2 separate regions of the Homo sapiens genome follow, and region 2 is linked to region 1. A link is an interaction called in ENCODE POLR2A ChIA-PET data of the cell type or tissue named here. Cell type or tissue: PC-9. All regions are shown on one strand. Links, peaks and the distances in the headings refer to the core of each region. The heading gives the core; the rest is flanking DNA.

What was found. Peaks named below come from ENCODE experiments on the same cell type or tissue, not always from the same donor. Only the 100,000 strongest peaks of a DNase experiment are listed, where the experiment ranks them.
Region 2: POLR2A ChIA-PET joins it to region 1 with 26 read pairs; 1 of 35 experiments calls an interaction of 5 or more read pairs at or near these places.

What each region holds. Positions count from the first base shown.
Region 1 is chr1:233,364,497-233,370,162 of GRCh38, forward strand. All of the region lies in intron 5 of MAP3K21 (mitogen-activated protein kinase kinase kinase 21), which reads left to right. Among named protein-coding and RNA genes, the nearest start is that of MAP3K21, 40 kb to the left of the region's middle. In PC-9, for the core only: no CTCF peak of the experiment used is centred there; a DNase peak (open chromatin) is centred at 3,025; H3K27ac peaks cover 1,948 bases.
Region 2 is chr1:233,718,870-233,724,535 of GRCh38, forward strand. LOC124904552 (a long non-coding RNA gene) reads left to right here and starts at 5,596. Exons shown (of 2, transcript XR_007066947.1): 1 at 5,596-5,666. RefSeq lists an enhancer at 5,113-5,666. In PC-9, for the core only: no CTCF peak of the experiment used is centred there; DNase peaks (open chromatin) are centred at 1,622 and 2,562; H3K27ac peaks cover 1,539 bases.

The sequences.
Region 1 (5,666 bases), core at 1,061-5,060:
ATAAAAAATGAAAATCGTTCCAATGATTCTTTCCTCTTCAGTGGTAAAATGATTAAATCAAAATCTTAGCATTCCTGAGGTCAGATTTTCAGTCTTGCTTTTCTTCTCAAATGTTCCTTGGCTAATACCCTGAGTTTATTCAAAGCAGACTGAATATTATTTGACTATTTTTACCTGAGTTGTTTTTTTAATTCCTGTATTGTATTATACAGCTTTTCTTTTCCTGAGAAGAGAGGAGAAATTTTAGTTACACATTTATTTACTTTTTGGCACTTAATGAAAGATTCCAGTTAAAACATAACCAAGAAATCTACTGCTATAATCCTGACCCATCACCAAGGAATGAAATTTGGTTTCTGGAATTTTTAGCATGACAGTTACCTCTTCTGCCCACAAGATGGCACTACATTATCATCTTAATATTAATAATACTGGTACCAATATGGAAATTTCTATTAGAATGCTCCAACCCTAAACTCACACACATGCACGCATATTTACTTGTACAATATCCTAGAATGGGACAGACATCCAAAAAGGGAAATGATAACTATAAAAATAATTATTTTTTTCTTGGAGAATTCCGCTTAGTATAGAAGAGAAAGCAAGCATGTGTAACTTAAAATCCAGGGAGTTAGTTGCATTCAATATTATCTGCTAGAAAATTCTTTAAGTTAGTATTGTTTAATAGGGGAAACAATTCAGGACATGGGCCTAGGCAAAAATTTTATGACTTAAGACTTCAAAAGCTCAGGCAACAAAAAACAAAAATAGACAATTGGGACTATATTGAACCGAAAAGCTTCTGCACAGCAAAGGAAACAATCAACAGAGTGAAGAGACCACCTGTAGAATGGGAGAAGATATTAGTCAACTATTCATCTGACAAGGGACTAGCACAGAATATACACAGAACTCGAATAACTCAATGGCAAAAACACAAATAATTTGATTTAAAATTGGACAAAGGAACTGAATAGACATTTCTCAAAAGAAGACATAAAAATGGCCAGCAAGCATATGAAAAAATGCTTAGCATCGCTAATCCTCAGGGAAATGCTAATGAAAATCACAGTGAGCTAGCTCACCTTAGTTAGAATGGCTGTTATCAAAGAGACGAAAAATAGTAAATGTTGGTGAGGATGTGGAGAAAAGGGAACTCTTACACACATTCTCTTGTAATTTTGTCTTTGAGAATTATTGCTGATCATTTTAAATCTTATGGCTATCTATAGCTAATGGAAGTGTAAGTTAGTACAGCCATTGTGGAAAACAGTATGGAGGTCTCTCAAAAAAAAAACTAAAAATAGAACTGCTGTATGATCCAGGAATTCCACTACCAGGTGTTTACTCAAAGGAAAGAAAATCTGTATATCAAAGGGATGTCTGCAATCCCATGTTTATGGCAACACTATTCACAATGACAAAGATAAGGAATCAATCTAAGTGTCCATCAATGGATGAATGAATTAAGACAATGTGGTGTGTTTACCTGATGGAACACTATTCAGCCATAAAAAAGAATAAAATTCTATCTTTTGTGGCAACGTGGATGAGCCTGGATGACATTATGTTAAGTGAAGTAAGTCAGGCACAAGAAAATAAATACTGCATGTTCTCACATATATGTGGGAGCGAAAAAAATTGGAGTCCGTGGAAATAGAGAGTAGAATTGTGGTTATTGGGGTGGGAAGGGCTTGAGGGGAGGGGAGGTTGCAGAGAGGTTAGTTAATGGATACCAAAGTACAGCTAGGTAGGAGGAATGAGTTCTGGTATTCTGCAATACTATAGGGTGAATATGGTTAACTGTAATTTATTGTATATTTTCAAAAAGCCAGAAGAGAGGATATTGAATGTTCACAACACAAAGAAATGATCAATACCCAAAGTAATACATATGCTAATTACTCTGACTTGATCATTATATATTGTAAACAAGTACCAAAATATCACTCTGTACCCCATAAATATGTATAATTTTTATGGGTCAACAAAAAGACGAAGAGAAACAAATTCTAATACTGTTAAATGGCACACTGTTCAGGGAGAAACGTGATAAGTGGTAGATGGAACAGCGATGCTGTCCTTTCATGGAGTTACCAACTTCTTGAACTCCTTTTGCAGGATTTTTCCCTATGCATAATAAGCTTAGAGAATTTCTCCGAAACATATTCTAGAGTCCTCCAAGCTGACCTTTAATATTTGTGCCTGCAGATCTTTCAAAAACTTGGTATTAAATATGAATCATTACATTCTCTTGTAACTTTGTCCTCGAGAATTACTGCTGATCGTTTTTAATCTTATGGGTATTTATAGCTATGGTGATTTAGTGATAGAAACCTCAAAAGTGATTTTTTTTTCCTCCTGGAATTTCTTCATGGCTGGCTACCAAATAAGGAAGATTAATGCTTAAAAAGTAAGACAGTAATAATCTAGGATAATAATTTTAAAACAATACTTTGTGATTATGTAGTATTTTTCTTGGAATTTGCAAGAGAAAAAAGCATGGTCACAGTGCATCTTTTTATTTTGTGAGTACTCTATATTGATTGCTCCTTCTGTTTATGTTTACTTTTAACTGAAGTTGTGTTTTTTGGACACGTTAATACAAGACAAAAGCTTTAAAGCCTCCAAAAGTTGGTATGTCACTAAAGCAGTGGCATTCTAACTTTGATTGCTTCAGAAGTGTCCAAAGCCTGCAAAAACCATCTACCTCACAGGTATGCGAGTGAGTAGAAGGGTGGATGGGAGAGAGCATATAACCTCACCTGGATTCTTTAGAGAATACATTCCTTTTCATCTGCAAATGGAAGCCTCCCACTGAGGCAATTAGCTTTGTTAGTGAAATATTCATATTGCCAGCAAAAATACTAGGATAGGTTTTACTCAAGCCTGTGATTGAACTATAGCTGCTATGACCAGGCATCTTGAGAACCATTATTCTAGTGAGTACAAAGAAAATCTGAGCACAGGCCACAGGCATTTTAACAATTCAGCTTTAGTTTTCCCAAATGTTTAGCTGGCACAGACTCAACCTTTCCCTACTTCAAAGGGACAAGGATGTTTACGATAAAGAATGTTGGCTGGGCGTGGTGGCTCATGCCTGTAATCCCAGCACTTTGAGAGGCCAAGGCAGGCAGATCACCTGAGGTCAGGAATTCGAGACCAGCCTGGCCAACATGGAGAAACCCCATCTCTATTAAAAGTACAAATATTAGATGGGCGTGGTGGCAGGCACCTGTAATCCCAGCTACTCAGGAGGCTGAAGCAGGAGAACTGTTTGAACTCAAGAGGCAAGGTTGCAGTGAGCTGAGATCTCGCCACTGCACTCCAGCCTGGGTGACAGGAGCAAGACTCCGTCTCAAAAAAAAAAAAAAAAGAATGTTTTCTTTCTGTTTACAACATAAAGTATGCTTTTCAAGTGGAAGTATTTAGGTGTTTTTGGAAGGTTGGAAGCACTCTGAATCTTAGGTGTTGTTAAAATGCAGCCTTGTATCTTTGCTGCTCTCACCCGTGGCTTTCCACGTGTTCCATGTTGGTTTCCTGATCTGTGCTTAGTATTTATTGTCCCATCATTTGTTCCAAATAACTTGTCAATCAGATCCTGTGGCTTGGTTCTTGGCTTTCTTCTGTTATTGACAGGAGGGCTCCTCTTGCTGTAAAAGTTCTCAGAGCATTTGTTTCTGTCGTGTTGTAACAATCAGGTGGCTAGCTGAACATTTATAAATGACTTTAGTCTAAACTGTTTCCTTTCTATGGTTAAGAATTTTTTTTCTTTGACCACCTCTTTCCCCCAACTACCACCACCTAGTCTAGTCAATTTTTTACCTCAACTGCTCTGCCCTGGTCAAGTCTTTCAAAAGGAATGACTTGGGGCTAGGTGCAGTGACTCACGCCTGTCATCCCAAGCACTTTCAGAGGCCAAGGCAGGTGGATTGCTTGAGCCCAGGAGTTCAAGACCAGCCTGGGCAACATGGTGAAACCCCATTTCTACAAAAATATACAAAAATTAGCTGGGCATAGTGGTGCATGCCTGTAGTACCAGCTACTCAGAAGGCTGAGACAGGAAAATTGCTTGAGCCAGGGGAGGTCAAGGCTGCAGTGGACTGAGATTGCACCACTGCACTCCAGCCTGGATAACAGAGTAAAATCTTGTCTTTAAAAAAAAAAAAGTATGACTCAGCAGATGGAGGAGCCTCCCATTTGGTCTTTCCTTTCCGTTTGGTTTGTCTTCCAAATCTCCTCCAGCCTGCTGTGTATTCCTCAGCAACTCACTTCAAGCACCAGCCTGATCCTGTAGATGAACCCTGCATAACTTTCTCCGTCAACAAACACCTGAGGATCTGCTGTGTCCCCAGTACTAGGGGTGATTATAAAACATATATGCAGTCTCTGCACTCATGTTTCCCACAGAGAAAGTACTCATTCAGCAAAGTTTTCTAAGTACCTGTAATGTGCAAGGCACTGTGCCAGTCTGAAGTCATGGAGACTGTCATGGTCACTGCCCATAGAGCACTTACCTTATATTGAGGGAGGGGGCAGAACTTAAGCTAATAATTCAATACTTATTTGCTTCTATAATCATTAGCTGCTGTGAGGGAAAAGTCACATGACAGTGACTAGTGCAGAGATGTAACCTGGTCTAAGGTGATCATAGAAGGCTTCCTAACGGAGTTCGAAACCAGCCTGGGCAACACGGTGAAACCCCGTCTCTAGTAAAATACAAAAAAAAAAAAAAAAAAAATTAGCCAGGTGTGGTGGTGTGCGCCTGTAATCTCAGCTACTCAGGAGGGTGAGGCAGGAGGATTGCTTGAACCCGGGAGGTGGAGGTTGCAGTGCACTGAGATCGCACCATTGCATTCCAGCCTGGGTGACAGAGCAAGACTCCATCTCCAAAAAAAGAAGTAACATTTAAATTGAGACGTGATATGGGAATTTACCAAATACAGAAGATGAAGAAAGAGAATAGGCTGAGAGCACATGTGGAGGAAACTTGGTTTCTTCCAGGAATTGAAAAAAGTTCAGTGTGGTTTGAACAGGGTTCAGCACACTGCCCTATGGGCCCAATCCCGCCTCTACCCGCTTTGTACAGCCATGAGCTCAGAATGGTTTTTACACTTTTAAATGCTTGAAAAAAATCAAAGAGGAAGAAGAATACTTCATTGCACCTGACATGATATGAAACTGATATGAAATTTCAATATCCATAAAGATCATTTTACTGGGACACATTCATCTTTGTGTTGACTGTGGCTGCTTTCTCTCACATCAGCAGAGTCAGGCAGTTGTTACAGAGACTGTGTGGCTCACAGAGCCTAAAATGGGGCATTTTGCAGAAGAAGTGAGCTGACCCCTCTTCCAGGCTGTGACGAGTGAGAGGAGAATAGGGCAAGATGAGGCTGGAGCAGAAAGAAGAACTCAGGCTCAGGTTTGCAGGGACTTCCAGAATGTGTTACAGTTTTAATCTGTAACTTAAGAATCATGAGAGGCCTTTGAAGGATTTTAAGCAGGGGAATGACATGTCAGTCAGGCATATTAAAAATGCATCTGGCTGCTGTGAAGTGGACTTGGGGGGCCAAATGTGGATGCAGGAAGATGGACACAAGGCATTGTAGCAGGCTAGGGATGACATGGTGATTGGCCGTGCAGATGGAGAGAACAAAAGG
Region 2 (5,666 bases), core at 966-4,965, 350 kb after region 1:
CCTTTTGATGTCAAGGCTTTAAAATGACATTTCCAGGTTTTTAGAGGTTAAATAAAATAAAATAAAGCCAAAATAAAACTCTTTTACCAATTAAAGGAATAAAGAAAGAACACTCAACTTCTTGGTAGGATGAAGAAGAAAGCATTTTAATTTGCCTTAATCCTTGAGCCCTCTGAAGAGTCAAGCTTCTTGATGATAATTGATGATAATTCAGCTCCTAAACAACGTTAACAATCCCTCCCTCTTATTTGTGATCCTCTTCCAAAGAGAATCTCAGCTAACTTTAGAGGTATGGCAAGAGAAATCACCTGATCAACAGTATTAACAGCTTAAACTTTGGAGTTCTTTCTGTGGATCTCTCAATACTAGCTGGGATGCCTGCTGTGCTTCAGTGTATATATTTATTTCAAGTAAATAAGACTATTAAATGGAGATTTTGTGTCCCTAAGAACCACTTTCAAGCAGCTCCAGAGATACCAATCACCATAGAATGTGGGTGGTCCCTTCCATTAGGGGATAGGAGTCACTACTCCAGGACTGCTTGGCTGCTGGCTGTGCCTTTATTGGTGACTGTTTTTAGAGGCTCAATATCTTGCCAAAGAAAATTTGAACCACCTGAGTATCTACCTCAGTGCCTTTTGAATAGTCAGCACTGAATAAGTATTTGTTGGCCGAATGAATGGATGTCCTATGGGTTCATGCAATTGTAATCCTATTCAGGATACTGTATCTAGGTTCCTTATCCTACCTTTCCAGACACTGTTTCAATGAGTTAAAGGAACCTCCTGCCAGGAAGGATCATTAACTACCTTATTTGATCTGATCTTTGTTCTGGAAGGCCCAGAGCTAAGGACAAAACCTACAGCTCCCTCTGCATAAGACTTGGATACCTTTAATTCTGTCTGCCCCGAAGTGCCTACAGTCACATGTCAGCCACACTGTGCTCAATCCAAGGACTCATCTGCACAGCCACACTGCTGTCACTAAAGTGTCTAACACATCAAGGGAAGGACTTGGGACATACTTATGAAAACTGTTCAAACATTTGGCACTTGGTTCAAAGACAGAAACCTGGCAAGTGCCAACTCCTATTCCTTCTGGGCATTCATTAGGCCCTAAATATCTGAGTTTTGGCATCATCTGATTTGCCCACCACAATCTCCTTGAAGTTCTCTAGGAGAGAGGAACCAGGCAATAGCAAGTTATGGTTCAGTATATGAGACAGCCTGTTCCATTCATACAAATAAGAGCAACATTTTGCCAAGTACATGCGGTACACCTGCACCCCACAGAATCTGGTTGTGCTTGCCTGAGGGATGACAGGCTCTCCTGGACAGCTGGCCCTGGCTTCCGGTCACGAGTGAGTGCTGGAATTCATGAGTGAATGCAGATCATGGGTGAATTCTTTCTGTGCCTGTCCCTGTCTGTACAACTCTGCACAATTAAGGTCTTCAAATTGCCCTATGCTCTGTGCATTTAGAATATCAGCTGTTTATCCATGATTTACCACATGCCAGATACATTTCTGAACACTTTGCACATTATTAACTGACTTAATCTTCAGTGCAACCCTATCTATGAATGAGCATTCTTTTTGCCTCCCTTTTTCAGATGAGTCATAGAACTTAAGCAACTTGCCCAATGCCACCTTGAAAATGAGAAATGGAAATGAATTTGAACCTATTCAGGCACCAGAACTCGTGCCATAATAAAATCTTGCCTCTCATATTTCGTATCTGACTCAGTTATCTTAGAAAGCAAAAATATGGGCCAGGCACAGTGGCTCATGCCTGTAATCCCAGCACTTTGGGAGGCCGAGGTGGGCGGATCACCTGAGGTCAGGAGTTCGAGACCAGCCTGGCCAATGTGGTGAAACCCCATCTCTACTAAAAATACAAAAATTAGCTGGGCGTGGTGGCGGACGCCTGTAATCCCAGCTACTTGGGAGGCTGAGGCAGGAGAATCACCTGAACCTGGGAGGCGGAGGTCGCAGTGAGCCAAGATCATGACACTGCACTCCAACGTGGGCGACAGAGTAAGACCCTGTCTCAAAAACAGAAGAAAAAAAAAAAGAAAGAAAGCAAGAAAATGCCTGTGCATATTTCTTTGTACACAATTTAGTACCATGACACAAGGATAGAAGCATGTGGCAGATTTTTATTTTGATGAAAAGCAAGCTTTGTCTATCTTGTTAAAGGCGTTTGGATATGATGCAATTCCAAATCAGGCTCTTCTCTTTATTCATATGCCCAACTCACCTGTGGAGACCTCCGAGGAAGCTCAGCTCATTGGCTTTGATTCAGCAACCAGTTTTCCTGACTTTGGAGTAGGAGTCACATGACAGGCTAGGAGGTAAAAGCTGTATCACAGAGAAATAACTCCTTGTCAATTTCCAGTTTCTGCCATTACCTAAAAGGGACCTGACTGAGTGACACTGTGTGGCCTAGAGTGACTTTAGCTGAAGAGTTCACTTTACTGGCTTCTAGGCAATTTATTACCATTATGAACAATCTGCTCTTTTTTTGTCATGCTCTATCATTTCGTAACACTTTCTCTTCTCATAGCAACGTGCTCTTCCCCAGGATGCCCTTATATGGCAGCTATGCCCAGGGCAATGACACTAGCTCACAGTTGTTGTTTACCTTGTGCAGGGGTGAGCAAGGACAGCTTTCCCCTTCATCCTCTGAAGGTTCATTGAAAATGAACTAAAAAAAGGCAGATTAATAGGAGAAAAAGGCATACACATCTATTTTAACATGTATAGCATGGGAGAATTGCAGGAGAATGATTATTCAATAATCCAATGGGGTCCAGGTGCTTATAAACCTTTCTTCATAGGAGAAGGGGTGAGGGGAATGCAGGAGTAAATAAATTTTAGGGAGAATGAATGCACCCAATATTCAGATAGGGATAACTAAATAATTCTCTTAGGGAATTGAATGGGACTGGAGAACAAACACAGTTCAAAGTTTGTCTGAGCTCTAGGTTTGGTGTTTAATTTTTAGTCTTTTTCTCTGTGATGAGTTTTAATCTTCCCTGCTTAATGAAATTTCCAGGAAGGGATTGCAGGCAATTGGATTTCTCTTTGGAAGTCCGGTTTCTGGGCAGATAAGGGAACTTCAGAGAATAGCCTCGTCATCTGCTTTGGGAGAGACAAAGGTGTGAGAGATGGGGGTCGGGGAAAGGTCAGAGGGATCTTGAGACTTTTTGTTTAGTTCCATATTTTGGGAAGTCATTTCCTGAGCCCCAACACTTTTTTATAAAACCAGATTAGTCACTCCAGGCTGCTTTCAGGGCTGCTGTGAAACAGGGATAAAAACAGTTATATTGGTCACCTGCAGGGAAATTATGCCAGGAGGCAAGATGCATATAATTGGCCATGGCAATTTCCAAAGATATGCTACAAATAATCTTTCTCAATTCCATATAGGTCCTTGAATCCTCAGATAGTCCAGTCAAAGCTGATCCTTTGTCCTTGCCAGTGACCGGCAGGTCTTTCCAGACACTCAGAGCGGCCAAGACAGCATTTTTAAAAGCGCCACTCTATATTTAGCAGTCCAAATTGCCTATGGCTTCACTCTCCCTTTGTACTTGCATCACCTAAAAAAGCTCCCCTTCACATGCAAGGTCAAAGAGACGAGGCAGACATTGATTTCTGTTGCCTGTAGAACCCAGAATAACTCTACTACTGAAAATGTTGCTCTAGGGTGGAAACTGAAAAGAATGGATGCTATTCAATTCAACTTTGGCAAAGTGCAGAGGCAGGAGAGAATTTTAGCAAGGTTAGTGCACAGAGGTCCTGGCTTCCCGTGTCCAGAGAATTTCAAGTTCACGTCAGGCCAGGATGATGCCTTGGGATCAGAGGTTTGGCACAATGCCCTGAAGTTCCCACTCTTTCCCGTTTACTTATTTTCTCTTCTTTTGTTCTCCCTTTTCCTCCTCCCTTCTTTCTTTCCTTCCTTCCTTTTTTCCTCCCTTCTTTTCTCTTTCTTCTTCCTCCCTATTTTCCTTCTACTCAGTTCTCAGTTAATGAGCTTTTACTGTTTTTGAGCAAATGGGCTCTCTGCCTGATGTAGACAGAAACCAAGAACCATGGCACCGGCTTTTGAGAAAAGGAAGGCTTTATTGCAAAATCATCAAGCAGGAAGACAGGAAGTAGGTTCAAATCTGGCTCCCTGACTTGGGATCTGGGGAAAGTTTTAAGGGATCAGAGGCTAGGGATAGAATTTAGGAATGCTGACTTGACAGGGTCTGATTGGAAGTATGCTGAGACAGATCTTAGCACAAGATCTTCCAGGCCAATGAACCTCTTGCTTCTGAAAGAGTTCCAGTATTCAGGTTCTGGTCATATCCTAGTCTTGGTTCTGAGAAAATTGGCTGGTTACGGACATTATCAGAGGTCAAAGCTTTTTCCCTTGAGCATCCTTGGGCTACATGACATGCAGTTATTTCGCTCTGTTATACCTACAAGGTAACTTGACATGTTGTTGTCATGAGAGTAGGCCCAGTTTGTTCTGGTCCCACAGTTACATTATTAAATTTTGTGCAGTGTGCGAGGCATCAGGATTATTAAAGTTATTAATAAAAATCACTGACTTAAAAGAGCTCACCTATTAGAGGGCTGGACACACAAACAGGCCATCATAATACAGTGTCATACTAGGATGACAAAGAAGGAGAAAAGGCATTCAGCTAGCCTGAGAGGTGCCAGGGAAGGCTGCCCAGTTAGGATAACACGGAGCTGTGTAACTCTTCATCCCACCAGATAAGAGCTGGCCCCGTGAAGAGCATGCCCCTTATTTCTCCTTTTTTAAGCTTGCATGGCAAATAAGAAAGCCATGTCAGCGGCACTTCAGCCTGCTGCATTCTGCGTCGAGCTCCTGTCTGATTTACCACCTTAGCCTCCTTTCACTGTTGGCATTCTCATTCCTCTGGCCTATGGTTATAGGGTCACACCATCTTCTTTGAGCTTAAGAAAAGGTCTATAAATAAAATAAAATCTCAAAAGGTAAATAGTAATTCTGCATTACACGAGGCAAATATTTAAAACATGATCTACTTTTTCTTTCTTCTTTTTTTTTTTTTTGAGACGGAGTTTTGCTCTTATAGCCCAGGCTAGAGTGCAATGGTGCGATCGCAGCTCACTGCAACCTCTGCCTCCTGGGTTCAAGTGATTCTCCTGCCTCAGCCTCTCCAGCAGTGAGAGGTGAAGCCCGCTGGGCTTCTGGGTCAGGTGGGGACTTGGAGAACTTTTCCGTCTAGCTAAAGGATTGTAAATGCACCAATCAGGGCTCTGTGTCTAGCTATAGGTTTGTAAATGCACCAATCAGCACTCTGTGTCTAGCTAATCGGGTAGGGTACTTGGAGAACTTTTGTGTATAGCTAAAGGATTGTAAATGCACCAATCAGCACTCTGTGTCTAGCTAAAGGTTTGTAAATGCACCAATCAACACTCTGTCAAAACGGACCAATCAGCACTCTGTAAAACGGACCAATCAGCACTCTGTAAAATGGACCAATCAGCTCTCTGTAAAATGGACCAATCAGCAGGATGTGGGTGGGGCCAAATAAAAGCAGGCCACCCGCGTCAGCACCAGCAACCTGCTGGGGTCCAGTTCCAGTCTGTGGGAGGTTTGTTCTTTCGCTCTTCTCAGTGACTCTTGCTG